Regions from separate parts of the Homo sapiens genome. Here all the other regions are linked to region 3. Evidence: chromatin contacts called from ENCODE Hi-C or POLR2A ChIA-PET data. All regions are on one chromosome and are shown on one strand. Each heading gives the region's core, a stretch centred on a gene start or an enhancer-like site at or near the end of the contact. The rest is flanking DNA. Distances are from core to core; before and after follow the strand shown. Region 1 holds the start of ZNF429 (zinc finger protein 429). Region 2 holds the start of ZNF708 (zinc finger protein 708). Region 3 holds the start of ZNF43 (zinc finger protein 43).

Region 1 (3,729 bases), core at 1,102-3,601, 330 kb before region 3:
GTATGTCATTTTGCTTTTCTGGTTCATAAAAATTTTACCAACATGTGGCTGTGTTGGAGTCTCTCTGAGCCTACTCTGGATCCATAGGTTACCCGATTTGCAAATCATGATTTGCTCATTTAAACTGTTAAATTTAATTTTTCTAAAGTTTTCTTCTTTTACAAATTTTCAAATTTTTTATGATGAAAATAAATAATGTTATTGAGCTTTGATTTTCTAAAATCATCCCACAGCTATTTTCCCAAATAATAATAATATAATAATAAATAATAATACAATAATTTCCCAAATAATAATAAAAATAGTGAAAAGGCAGCTGATGATACATGTCTGAAGGACCTCAGTTGAGCCCAGCCTAAATGGCTGACCATCTCAATTACGAGCAAATAAGTTTTGGATGGTTTGTTATGCTGCAATAGCTAACTAATACATGCACCCTGTGCAGATGGAATGCCAGGATTTAATGACAGGTTGATTACTAGTTACCTTCTGACAGTGGACACCCTAAAGATACTGACTTTTCTTTTCTTTTTTTCCCGATTTGAAGTTGGATGTCTCCTAAGACAATGTTGAGTAATGCAGAAATACAGGTAGACATGTATGTGTGTGATTGGTGCTTATACTCACACAGTACCCCACACCACAGGAAAAAAACAGATAACCACAGCCTGACCATTAGAGCCAAGGCCAAACAGCAAAATAAGTTTGCCTTTAATTTATTTTCTTCATATCTTTTTTTTTTTTTTTTTTTTTTTTTTTCCGAGACGGAGTCTCGCTCTGTCCCCCAGGCTGGAGTGCAGTGGCGCGATCTCGGCTCGCTGCAAGCTCTGCCTCCCGGGTTCAAGCCATTCTCCTGCCTCAGCCTCCAGAGTAGCTGGGACTACAGGCGCTCGCCACCACGCCCGGCTAATTTTTTCTATTTTTTAAGTAGAGACAGGGTTTCACCGTGTTAGCCAGGATGGTCTCGATCTTCCGACCTCGTGATCCGCCCACCTCGGCCTCCCAAAGTGCTGGGATTACAGGCGTGAGCCACCGCGCCCGGCCTTCTTCATATCTTAAAGTTAGAGGTTAAGACTGTGGACAGACCCAAAGACATAGAGTTTTCTTCTCCTGTCTCCTGTGGCCCCAGAATTTTTTGTTCACTGTCTGATCTCTGGATGAAAGGTGGACAACAGGTGGCAAAGAGTGGTCTACCTGTGGTTATTTTATTTGTGCTGCCCTCTGCCCTTGCTATGGCCACTATCTATCGCACCCTCAGAACCGAAGATAGATGTTAGTAGAGAGAGGCTGTCTCCTCACCTCTGGCAGAAAAGGGATGTTCAGGGCCTCCACCCACCTGACATCAGAGCTGCACTTCAACGTGGTGGCTGTTGGCCATGTGTGGCTCCTGGGTGCCTGGAATGTGCCTGGTCTGAACTGCAATTTGCTAGAAAAGTAAAATACAGAGTTGGTTTCGAAGATTTAGTTCCAAAAATATATATAGTGCCTTAATAATTACATATTGCTGTGACCCCAGAAAATCTGAGACATCAGTTAATTTAGAAAGTTTATTTTGCCAAGGTTGAGAACACGCCTATGACATAGTTTCAGGAAGTCTTGAGGACACCTGCCCAAGGTGGTCAGGGAACATATTGGTTTTATACATTTTAGGGAGACATGAGACATCAATCAATATATGTAAGAAGTACATTGGTTCAGTCTGAAAAGGTGGGACAACTTGAAGCAAAGGCAGGAAGACACGAAGCTGGAGGGAGCTTCCAGGTCACAGATAGGTGGACTCAAATTCTTTTGAGTTTCTGATTGGCCTTTAGTTCCCAGCTTGAGTTTTCCTTAGTAATTTTGGGGGCCCAAGATATTTTCCTTTCACATTGCTCACATATTAAAATTATAATACTTTAAACATATTGGGTTAGTTACATTATTACAATCAATTCCACGTGTTTCATGTTTCTTTTTAAAGTTTGGCTACTGGAAAATTAAAAATTCACATGTGGCTCACATTTTATTTCAGAGGACTGCCTCCTTTTTAAAATCTCAGGCTGCCTGCTCAAAGGACCAGAAGCTAGGAAGGTGATAAAAGCTAAAATTTAAAAGTAATTGTTATTATATTCTTTTCATTTGTGACTAGCCATATAGTATATTTATAAATGCATATGACCTTACACACAAGGTTCAATGCAAACACCCTCTAGGGTGGGCCTGGCTCAGCTCGGAGGAAAGCCTGCCTGAAAAGGCTGCAGCTAGGCTGTCACGCTTCATTCTGCCCAGCAACTGATCACCCTCTGTCACTCAGGGCCTGAGAGGGCGGGTCTTAAACATTATCCAATCAGGCACGCAGCTGGAGCGACAGGACGGTTTCCGGAATATGGCGGGGCGTTTGGCTCTTGCTGCAGCCAGAGCTCCAGGTCTCGTCTTCATTTCTGTGTCCTTTGTTCTTAGAGGCCCAGCCTGTGTGGCCCTGTGACCCGCAGATATTGGGAGATACACAGCTAAGACTCCAGGACCCCCTGGAAGCCTAGAAATGGTGAGAGTGCCGAGTCTGACATCCCCAGAGAGGGGGAGGGGCTGGTCGGAACCGTGAGAAGTGGCCGTGGCGGACTTAGGTCTCCCGGCAGTCAGCTCCACAATCTGCGCCCGGAATTCTCCTTGCCCAGCTCGGCTTCAGTCCCCTTCAGCCATAAGATGGCGACTGTGCTGACAGCCGGGCCCCGGGCGTCCTGTCTTCCCTCCGCAGTGACTGTGCCTGACGTGTAGCCCTGTCTGGGGAGCTCTGCACGCGCAATTCCGCAGTCTCTCCCAGATTGTGCAAGAACCATGGGAGGGGCGTCAGGTGAGAATAGTGACTCGGGATGCGGGTTCATGAGCGGGAAGAGCTTTGGTCCGTGGGGTTCCCAGTTCCCATTCTCTCCTATTAAAAATCTATGGGAGTGGCCGGGCGCGGTGGCTTATGCCTGTAATCCCAGCAGTTTGCTGGGAGGCGGGCAGATCACTGAGGTCCGGCATTCGAGAACAGCCTGGCCAACATGGTGAAACCCCCTCTCTGCTAAAAATACAAAAATTAGCCGGATGTGGTGGCAGGCATCTGTAATCCCAGCTATGTGGGAGGCTGAGGCACGAGAATCGCTTAAACCCAGGAGACCAAGATTGTGCCATTGCACTCCAGGCTGGTTGACACAATGAGACTATCTCAAACAAAAAAAAAAAAAAAAAAGGGGAGTCACTGCAAAATATTAAAGAATTTAATTAAAGAGTGGTTCTAAAATTGTAAAGCACCCAGCTGTGGGATGTAGTTTGTGGTCCTTTGGAGGAGCTTGAAGGAAAGACTTTGCGCATGGTACAAAAACGCAAATTCAGTTATTGGTTAGGTAGGGTTACGTAGTTTCTTAATTTCCATCTTCAGCTTACAAAATTTCCTGGTTATGTAATCAGAGCTTAATTCCAGTTAATAGTTAACCCTGTATTTGTTTTCCCCAGTGTAGTAATTTACAAAAAAAAAAGCATTTGAGTTAGTTTTTTGTTTTTTTTTTTTTTTTTTTGAGATGGAGTTTCCCTCTTCTTGCCCAATCTGGACTGCAGTGGCGCGATCTCGGCTCACTGCACCTTCCGCCTCCGTGTTCAAGTAATTCTCCTGCCTCAGCCTCCTGAGTAGCTGGGATTATAGGCAGGCACCACCACGCCCGGCTAATTTTGTATTTTTAGTAGAGACGGGGTTTCTCCGTGTTGGTCAGG
Region 2 (4,217 bases), core at 1,277-3,776, 510 kb before region 3:
AGATTGTGCCATTGCACTCCAGCCTGGGCAACAAGAGCAAGAGTCCATATTAAATATAAATATAAATACATATATATTTGATTATATATATATTCACAAAAAATACATCTGAGAAAATTCCTAAACTTACTCTAAGAAAGGAAAACTTAAATGAGAATTTCTCACAAATAAAATACATGATTAATATTAATTTTTTCTGAAATCCACCTCTTTTATGCCCTCTGTTAATATTTTCTTACCTTCCAAGTCCTATTAATAAAATGCAATTTACAGTTAAATAATGGAAGTCAACATAAGTGAACAAATCTTTTCAAGGTGACAAACCCAGGGAGTGGTAGTGCTAATTAGAAAACAGATGTGTCTAGACCGGGCGCGGTGGCTCACGCCTGTATTCCCAGCACTTTGGGAGGCCGAGGCGGGCGGATCACCTGAGGTCTGGAGTTTGAGACCAGCCTGACCAACATGGAGAAACCCCATCTCTACTAAAAATACAAAAACATTAGCTGGGTGTGGTGGCACATGCCTGTAATCCCAGCTACTCGGGTGGCTGAGGCAGGAGAATCGCTTGAACCTGGGAGGCGGAGGTTGCGGTGACCCGAGATCGTGCCATTGCACTCCAGCCTGGGCAACAAGAGTGAAACTCCACCTCAAAAAAAAAAAAAAAGAAAAGAAAGAAAACAGATGTGTCTGACTGATATTCACCCACCCCATTCTGCTCACCTTAAGTGCTCAATAACCACCCTCTCAGGAGACATTACACTATGCCCCAGGTGCATTTTACTTTGTAAGTTCTTGCACCATCTCACTTGGGTCAGGTTTTTCTTTGTCTTTTGGGATACTTTTTTTTTTCCACAAAATTTAGAGAATTCAGGGGGCAGAAATTATTTCTGTGTTTTCCCCTCAATACCAGCATCTGATTGGCTGACCAGCACTGTGTCTCCAAGAAATGGAAGCTGGGTTGGGTGAAGACAATCTTAATGTCTCAAGGGGTTAGCTTTTCAAAGGAAGAGTATGCCAGGAGATGCCTCTCAGCCCCAGGGCATCCACCTGCTCCCTTGAGAAGCTACACTCCATACCTCAGGTTGTCCTCAGGGAGAAAAATGACCCAGGAGCTGATATTCACTAGACACTCTAGCAGAAAAAGTCATGATGTGTATCTTGGTTTACTCCAGACAGTACTGAAACCCAGGACCAGGAAAAAACTGAAGGGTGGCTGAAGACACATCACTCCGTAAAGTTTCCAAAGAAAAACCTTCACCTGAAAACAAACATTCTGATAAGATTTCTGTGCCTGAGGAAGATAAAAAAAAAAAAGCCATAGAAATTTCATAAAATACAGTGTCAGGGAATTATTTTTTGCTTTCTTCTCATGAGAAATATTTTCAACCAGAAAACAATTTTAAGTGCCATCCAATGCTTTGTCAAAAAATGATTAACTAAAATACAGTATCAAAAATGTACACTAAAGGAAAAACAGTTGAGAATGTGAATTAGGAAAGGCAAGCTGGCATTTGGAAATGTCAGAAGGAACTAGAAATTTAGTATTTTAGTTTATTTGCAGTTTAAATCTAACTGCAGGCCAGAGTTAGGCTGGAGGAATGGGGCTGGGAGGTACACTTGAGACCCCGCTTGGAACGCATGTGAAAAATGCAGGGGAAAATCAGTCCCCTGTGGAGTGTGAGAATAATTAAGTGGCAGGCAATTACACTGAGGAGGCTCTAGTCCCCGGCTTTCTACTTAACAGCAACAGCTACGTAAATGTACCTAACCGATTATTAAATATAGTTTTCTTCATCATGCACCTTATAAAAAGTCTTTCCTTCAAGCTCCTCCCATGAACCACAAACTACAAAACATACTTTTGTGCTCTACAATTATTGAATCACTCTTTGATTAAATTCTTTAATATTTTTTGCGATGACTGCCACAGATTTTTAATAGGAGAAAATAGGAACCGGGAACCCCACAGACCAAAGCTCTTCCCATTCATGAACCCGACCCCAAGTCAGGATTCTCCCCTGACCACCCTCCCATGGTCCCTGCACAATCTGGGAGAGGCGCGGCGCTGCCGGTGCAGAGCCGCCCAGAGAGGGCTGCAGGCCAGGGCACAGTCACTGCGCAGGGAAGAGACAGGACGCCCGGGGGCCCGGCTGTCGGCGCAGCCGCCATCTTATGGCTGAAGGGGACTGAGGCCGAGCTAGGCAAGGAGAACTCGGAGCGCAGATTGTGGAGATGACTGCGGGGAGTCCTGAGTCCCGCCACAGCCACTTCCCACAGGTTTCAACCAGCCCTTCCCCTCTCTCGGGATGTCGGACGGCACTCTCACCATTTCTAGGCTTCCAGAGGGTCCTGGAGTCTTAGCTGTGGATCTCCCAATACCTGCAGGTCACAGAGCCACAGAGTCTGGGCCTCTAGGAGCAGAGGACAAACAGCAGTGAAGACGAGACCGGAGCTCCGGCTGCAGCAAGAGACAAAGGCCGCGCCAAACCCGGAAGCCGCCCTGTCCGGTCCAGCTGCGTGTCTGAGTGAACTGTCCCCAGCTCAGAGTCCCTGATTGGATAATGTTAAAACCCGCCCCTTCAGGCCCTGAGGGACGGAAGATGTGATCAGATGCTGGGCTGAATGAAGTGTGACAGCCTATGCTGCAGCCTTTTCAGGCAAGGCTTCCTCCCTGAGCTGAGCCAGGCCCACCCGAGAGGGTGTTTGCCTTTAATCTTGTGTATAAGGTCATATGCCCTTATAAATAATATGCTATATGGCTATTCACAAATGAAAAGAATATAATAACCCAATTGTTCTAAAAAAAATTTTTTTTTTGAGATTGAGTTTCACTCTTGTTGCCCAGGCTGGAGTGCAATGGCGCGATCTTGGCTCATCGCAACCTCCACCTCGCGGGTTCAAGCGATTCTCCTGCCTCAGCCTCCCGCGTAGCTGAGATTACAGGCATGCGCCACCATGCCCGGCTAATTTTTTTGTATTTTTAGTAGAGACGGGGTTTCTCCATGTTGGTCAGGCTGGTCTCAAACTCCAGACCTCAGGTGATCCTCCCGCCTCGGCCTCCCAAAATGCTGGGATTACAGGCATGAGCCACTGCGCCCGGCCCAACTGTTCTAAAATTTTATATTTTGTGACCTTCCTGACTTCTGGTCCTTTGAGCAGGCAGCCTGAGATTTTAAAAAGGAGGCAATTCTCTGAAATAAAATGTGAGCCACAAGTTGGGCGCTGTACCTCACGCCTGTAATCCCAGTACTTCGGGAGGCCGAAGAGGGTGGATCATCTGAGGTTCAGAGTTCGAGATCAGTCTGGCCAACATGGTGAAACCCCGTCTCTAAAACAATACAAAAAAATTAGCTGGGCATGGTGGCAGGCGCCTGTAATCCCAGCTACTTGGGAGGCTGGGGCAGGAGAATCGCTTGATCCTGGGCGGTGGAGGTTGCAGTGAGACGAGATCACGCCACTGCACTCCAGTATGGACAACAAGAGTGAAACTCTGTCTCAAAAAAAATAAATAAATAAAATAAAATCATAAAATGTGAGCCACATGTAAATTTTAAATTTTCTAGTAGCCAAACTTTATTTTATATTTTTATTTTTTTAGACGGAGTCTCACATTGTTGCCTGGGCTGGAGTGCAATGGCGCGATTTCTGCTCACTGCAACCTCTGCCTCCCGGGTTCAAGCGATTCTCCTGCCTCAGCCTCCCAAGTAGCTGAGATAAAAGGCGCTGGCCACCATGCCCGGCTAATTTGTAGCCAAACTTTAAAAAGAGTTTAGCTCTATTTTTAAAAAGAAACAAAGAACAGGTGAAATTGATTGTAACAATTTAACCCAATATATCGAAAATATTGTCATTTTAATATGTGAGAAATATGTAATTATTAATGAAGTGTGTCTATATATATGGAACTAAACCTTTGAAACTAACTCGTATTTTACCTTTCTAGCACATCGCAGTTCAGACCAGGCGCATTCCAGGCAGCCAGTAGCAACACAGGGCCAATAGCTGCTACATTGAAGTGCAGCTCTGACATCAGGAGGGTGAACGACCTGAACATCCCTTTTCTGCCGGAGGTGAGGAGAGAGCCTCTCCCTACCAACATCTCTCTTCGGTTCTGAGGGTAGAACAGACAGTGGTCATAGACAGAGCAGAGGGCAGGCCGGGCGGAGTGGCTCACGCCTGTAATCCCAGCACTTTGGGAGGCCGAGGCGGGCGGATCA
Region 3 (4,282 bases), core at 1,228-3,727:
AAAGGAAAAACTTGACCTAAAAACATTCTGAAAAAGTCTCTGGCTGGGTGTGGTGGCTCATGCCTATAATCTCAGCACTTTGGGAGGCCGAGGCAGGTGGATCTCCTGAGGTCGGCAGTTTGAGAACAGCGTGACCAACATGGGGAAACCCTGTCTCTACTAAAAATGCAAAATTAGCCAGGCGTGGTAGTGCATCCCTGTAGTCCTAGCTACTCGGGAGGCTGAGTCAGCAGAATCGCTTGAACCCAGGAGGCAGAGGTTGCAGTGAGCTGAGATGGCTCCACTGCAGTCAAGCCTAGGCAACAAGAGCTAAACTCCATCTTAAGGCGGGGCGGGGGAAAAAAAAGAGTCCTGTGCCTAGGGAAAACAAAAAGAAAAAAGAGGCCAGGCATGGTGGCGGAGGCGGGTGGATCATCTGAGGTTAGGAGTTCGAGACCAGCCTGGTCAACATGGAAAAACCTTGTCTCTAACAAAAATACAAAAATTAGCTGGGAATGGTGGTAGGTGCCGGTAGTTCCAGCTACTGGAGTGGCTGAAGCAAAAGAATCACTTGAATCAGGGAGGCAGAGGTTGCAGTGAGCAGAGATCACATCACTGCACTCCAGACTGGGCAGCAAAGCAACACTGTCTCAAAAAAAAAAAAAAAAAAGTAAAGAAAAAAAGAAAAGGAAAAGAGGCACAGAGATTTTTATTTTTTACAAACAGTGTAAGGGGATTATTTTTTGCTTTCTTTTCAATATGGAAAATATTTTCAAATAGAAAACAAAATTTAGGCCGGACTCGGTGGCTCACGCCTGTAATCCTTGCACTTTGGGAGGCCAAGGCGGGTGGATCACAAGGTCAGGAGTTCGAAACCAGCTTGGCCAACAAGGTGAAACCCTGTCTCAACTAAAAATACAAAAAAATTAACCAGGCACGGTGGCAGGTGCCTGTAATTCCAGCTACTCGGGAGGCTGAGGCAGGAGAATCGGTTGAACCCGGGAGGTTGCAATGAGCTGAGATTGCACCATTGCACTCCAGCCTGGGAAACAAAGCGAGAGGAAGGATGGAAGCAAGGATGGAAAGATGGAAGGAAGGAAGGAAGGAAGGAAAGAAAGAAGAAGGAAAGAAGAAAGGAAAATTTATTTAAGTCCATCCAATGATTTTTCAAAAAATAATTAAAATATCTGTATCAAAAATATACAGATATCTAAAATATCTTTATCTAAAACGTATCTCTGTATCTAAAATGTACACTAAAAAAAAAAAAAAAATAGCCCGGCTCGGTGGCTATTTTTAAGTGCTGTAATCCTAGCACTTTGGGAGGCTGAGGCGGGTGGATCATCTGAGCTCAGGAGTTCGAGACCACCTGGCCAATATAGTGAAATCCCGTCTTTACTAAAAATACAAAAAAAATTAGCTGGGTGTGGTGGCAGGCACCTGTAATCCCAGCTACTAAGGAGGCTGAGGCAAGAAAATCGCTTGAATCCGGGAGACGGAGGTTGCAGGGAGCCGAGATAGCACCATTGCACTCCAGCCTGGGCAGCAAAAGCGAAAGTCCATCTCAAAAAAAAAAAAAAAAAGAAAAAAAAGAAAAAATAGTTGATAACGTGAATTGCGGAGAAGAAGGTGGCATTTGGGAATGTCAGAAATAAAGGAAAATCTAGTTTAGTTTTTTTTTTTTTTTTTTTCCAGAGGGAGTTTCACTCTGTGGCCCAGGCTGGAGTGCAATGGCGCGATCTCGGCTCACTGCATCCTCCGCCTCCTGGGTTCAAGCGATTTTCCTGTCTCAGCCTCCCTAGTAGCTGCGATTACAGGCGCGCGCCACCACGCCCAGCTAATTTTTGTATTTTTAGTATAGACGGGGTTCACCATATTAGCCAGGCTGCTCTCGAACTCCTCACCTCGTCATCCACCCACCTCGACCTCCCAAAGTGCTGGGATTAAAGGCGTGACCCACCGCGCCCGGCCGACTCTCCTGTTTCTAATAGACCAAAAGAGGGACTAGAAATGCCACGGACCAAAGCTCTTCCTATTCATGAAACTGCATCACGAGTCAGGATTCTCTCCTGACGACCCTCCTGTGGCCCCTGCACAATTTGGGAGAGACGCCGCGTTGCGGCTGCAGAGCTGCCCACAGAGGGCTGCAGGCCGGGACACAGTCACTGCGCAGAGAAGAGACAGGACGCCCGGGGCTGCCTCCCAGAGCAGCCGCCATCTTATGGCTGAAGGGGATTGAGGCCGAGCTGGGCAAGAACTCCGGCACGCGCAGATTGTGGAGCTGACTGCGGGAAGGCCTGAGTCACGCCACAGCCCCTTCCCCCTCTCGGGATGTCGGACCGGCACTCTCACCATTTCTAGGCTTCCGGGGGGTCCTGGCGTCTTAGCTGTGGATCCCCCAATACCCGCAGGTCACAGAGCCACAGAGGCTGGACCTCTAGCAGCAGAGGACACAGAAGAACGAAGACGAGACGCAGAGCTCCAACTGCAGCCAGAGACAAAGGCCCCGCCACATCCCGGAAGCCGCCCTGTCCTCTCCTGCCCCGTGCCTGATTGGACGGTTTCCAGCCCAGCGTCCCTGATTGGATAACTTCTAAGGTCCTGCCCCCGCAAACCCTGAATGAAAGATGTGATCAGACGCTGGGCTGAAAGAAGAAAGAATGACAGCCTAGGCTGCCGCCTTTTCAGGCAGGGCTTCCTCCCTGAGCAGAGCAGGCCCAACCCAGAGGGTATTTGCCTTTAACCTTGTGTATAAGGTCATCTTCACTTATAAGTAATATACTATATGGATACTAAAAAATGAAAACAATTGTTTTTGAATTTCAGCTTTTATGACCTTCCTGGCTTCTGGCCCTTTGAGTAGGAAGTATTACAAACATTGAATATTTTATTATTTATCCTCTGTGGGGTTTTTCTTATTCTTGAGAGGGAGTCTCTGTTACCCAGGCTGGAGTGCAGGGTCATGACTGCAGCTCACTGCAGCCTCAGCAATCTAGGCTTGAGCAATTTACCTGTCTCAGCCTTCTGAGTAGCTGGGACCACTGGCATGTGGCCCCATGCTCAGCTAATTTGTTATCATATTTTTATTTGTAGAGATGAAGCCTCACTAGATAGCCCAGAATGGTCTCAAACTCTTGGGCTCAATGAATCCTACAAAGTCAGCCTCCCAAAGTACTGGGATTATAGGCATGAACCATCACATTCAGACTGAATTATTTTATCAAAAAATTTTTTTAAAGCATTGAGGTCCATTAATAGAATTCAAGGAAATGTTATGCACATGTTTTAAAAGCAAATTAAAAAGCATATACAAAAAGAGAACATTTTTTAAAAAACTAAATATAGGTAATGTTACCAGAAAAAGTTTAGATCTCCTGACTTTAAGTTGCAGTATGCTAATGGAATATTCTTAGTGGATAGTATTCCATTTTCATAAGAAATTCAAAACAAGATAATTTCCAGGTTTTAGAAACTGATGTAAAACATAAAAATATAGAAAATCTCTAATGTGTTCCCATGATATAGTATTACTTGAAATATAAACTGGGCAAACTCAGCAAAAGACAATTTAATCTCAAATTTCAAAATAGGTACAGAAGTTCTAATGGAATAATAAATGGAATCCAGGATTTTATTCATAAAAAGGCTAAAAAGTGACCATTCTCTGTGATTTTGAAAGTAGGAATTTGTGTAAACAGATGTGTATTTGCATCTACATTTGCCTACACTTACTTTTTTTTTTTTTTTTTTTTTTTTTTTGAGACGGAGTCTTGCTCTGTCGACCAGGCTGGAGTGCAGTGGCACAATCTCGGCTCACTGCAACCTCCGCCTCCCAGGTTCAAGCGATTCTCCTGACTCAGCCTACCAAGTAGCTGGGGATACAGGTGCATGACCCCATGCCCAGCTAATTTTTTTATGATATATTCATTTATTCAGATTACTCGATAATTAAAAATTATATTTTCTATGAATACCAGCTAATTTTTTGTATTTTTAGTAGAGACAGGGTTTCACCCTGTTAGCCAGGATGTCTCCTGACCTGGTGAACTGCTCGCCTTAGCCTCCCAAAGTGCTGGGATTACAGGTGTGAGCCACCATGCCCAGCAGCTTTTAAACATTTTAGGAAAGCATGAGACATCAATCAATATGTATAAGATCTTCCTTCCCTACCTTTTTCCTTCTCCACCTCCTCCTTCCTCTCTCTCTTTCTTGGTTTGATCCAGTAATGCAGGACAACTTGAGGTGAGGGCTTCCAGGTCATAAGTAAATAAGAGATAAAAGTCTGGATTCTTGAGTCCTTGAT

Evidence for each region. Hi-C counts contacts between places; a loop is a spot of excess contacts on that map. ChIA-PET counts read pairs that join two places held with the same protein, here RNA polymerase II (POLR2A). Pooled maps may share reads with other maps.
Region 1: a loop to region 3 is called in a map of OCI-LY7, with 16 times the contacts of the local background. The contact joins the promoter of ZNF429 here to the promoter of ZNF43 in region 3. A Hi-C loop is called at or near these places in 16 of 168 maps with a recorded cell type or tissue (B cell, CD14-positive monocyte, CD4-positive, alpha-beta T cell and 12 more), 14 of 37 single-sample maps with no recorded cell type and 30 of 50 pooled maps. POLR2A ChIA-PET finds 5 or more read pairs at or near these places in 22 of 52 experiments (A673, AG04450, B cell and 15 more).
Region 2: a map of chondrocyte shows a loop between it and region 3 (5-fold over the local background). The contact joins the promoter of ZNF708 here to the promoter of ZNF43 in region 3. A Hi-C loop is called at or near these places in 2 of 168 maps with a recorded cell type or tissue (CD4-positive, alpha-beta T cell and chondrocyte), 10 of 37 single-sample maps with no recorded cell type and 19 of 50 pooled maps. POLR2A ChIA-PET finds 5 or more read pairs at or near these places in 17 of 52 experiments (CD4-positive, alpha-beta T cell, CD4-positive, alpha-beta memory T cell, CD8-positive, alpha-beta T cell and 11 more).

The regions. Positions count from the first base shown.
Region 1 is chr19:21,503,251-21,506,979 of GRCh38, forward strand. It overlaps ZNF429 (zinc finger protein 429), which reads left to right and starts at 2,352. Exons shown (of 4, transcript NM_001001415.4): 1 at 2,352-2,524. The coding sequence starts at 2,522. RefSeq lists enhancers at 2,133-2,735, 2,351-2,670, 2,681-3,040, 2,736-3,337.
Region 2 is chr19:21,326,884-21,331,100 of GRCh38, forward strand. It overlaps ZNF708 (zinc finger protein 708), which reads right to left and starts at 2,527. Exons shown (of 4, transcript NM_021269.3): 1 at 2,327-2,527. The coding sequence starts at 2,329. RefSeq lists enhancers at 470-991, 2,080-2,279, 2,320-2,499, 2,384-3,372 and a silencer at 2,619-2,840.
Region 3 is chr19:21,833,705-21,837,986 of GRCh38, forward strand. It overlaps ZNF43 (zinc finger protein 43), which reads right to left and starts at 2,478. Exons shown (of 4, transcript NM_003423.4): 1 at 2,332-2,478. The coding sequence starts at 2,334. RefSeq lists enhancers at 1,569-2,542, 2,072-2,161, 2,202-2,251, 2,272-2,431, 2,543-3,515.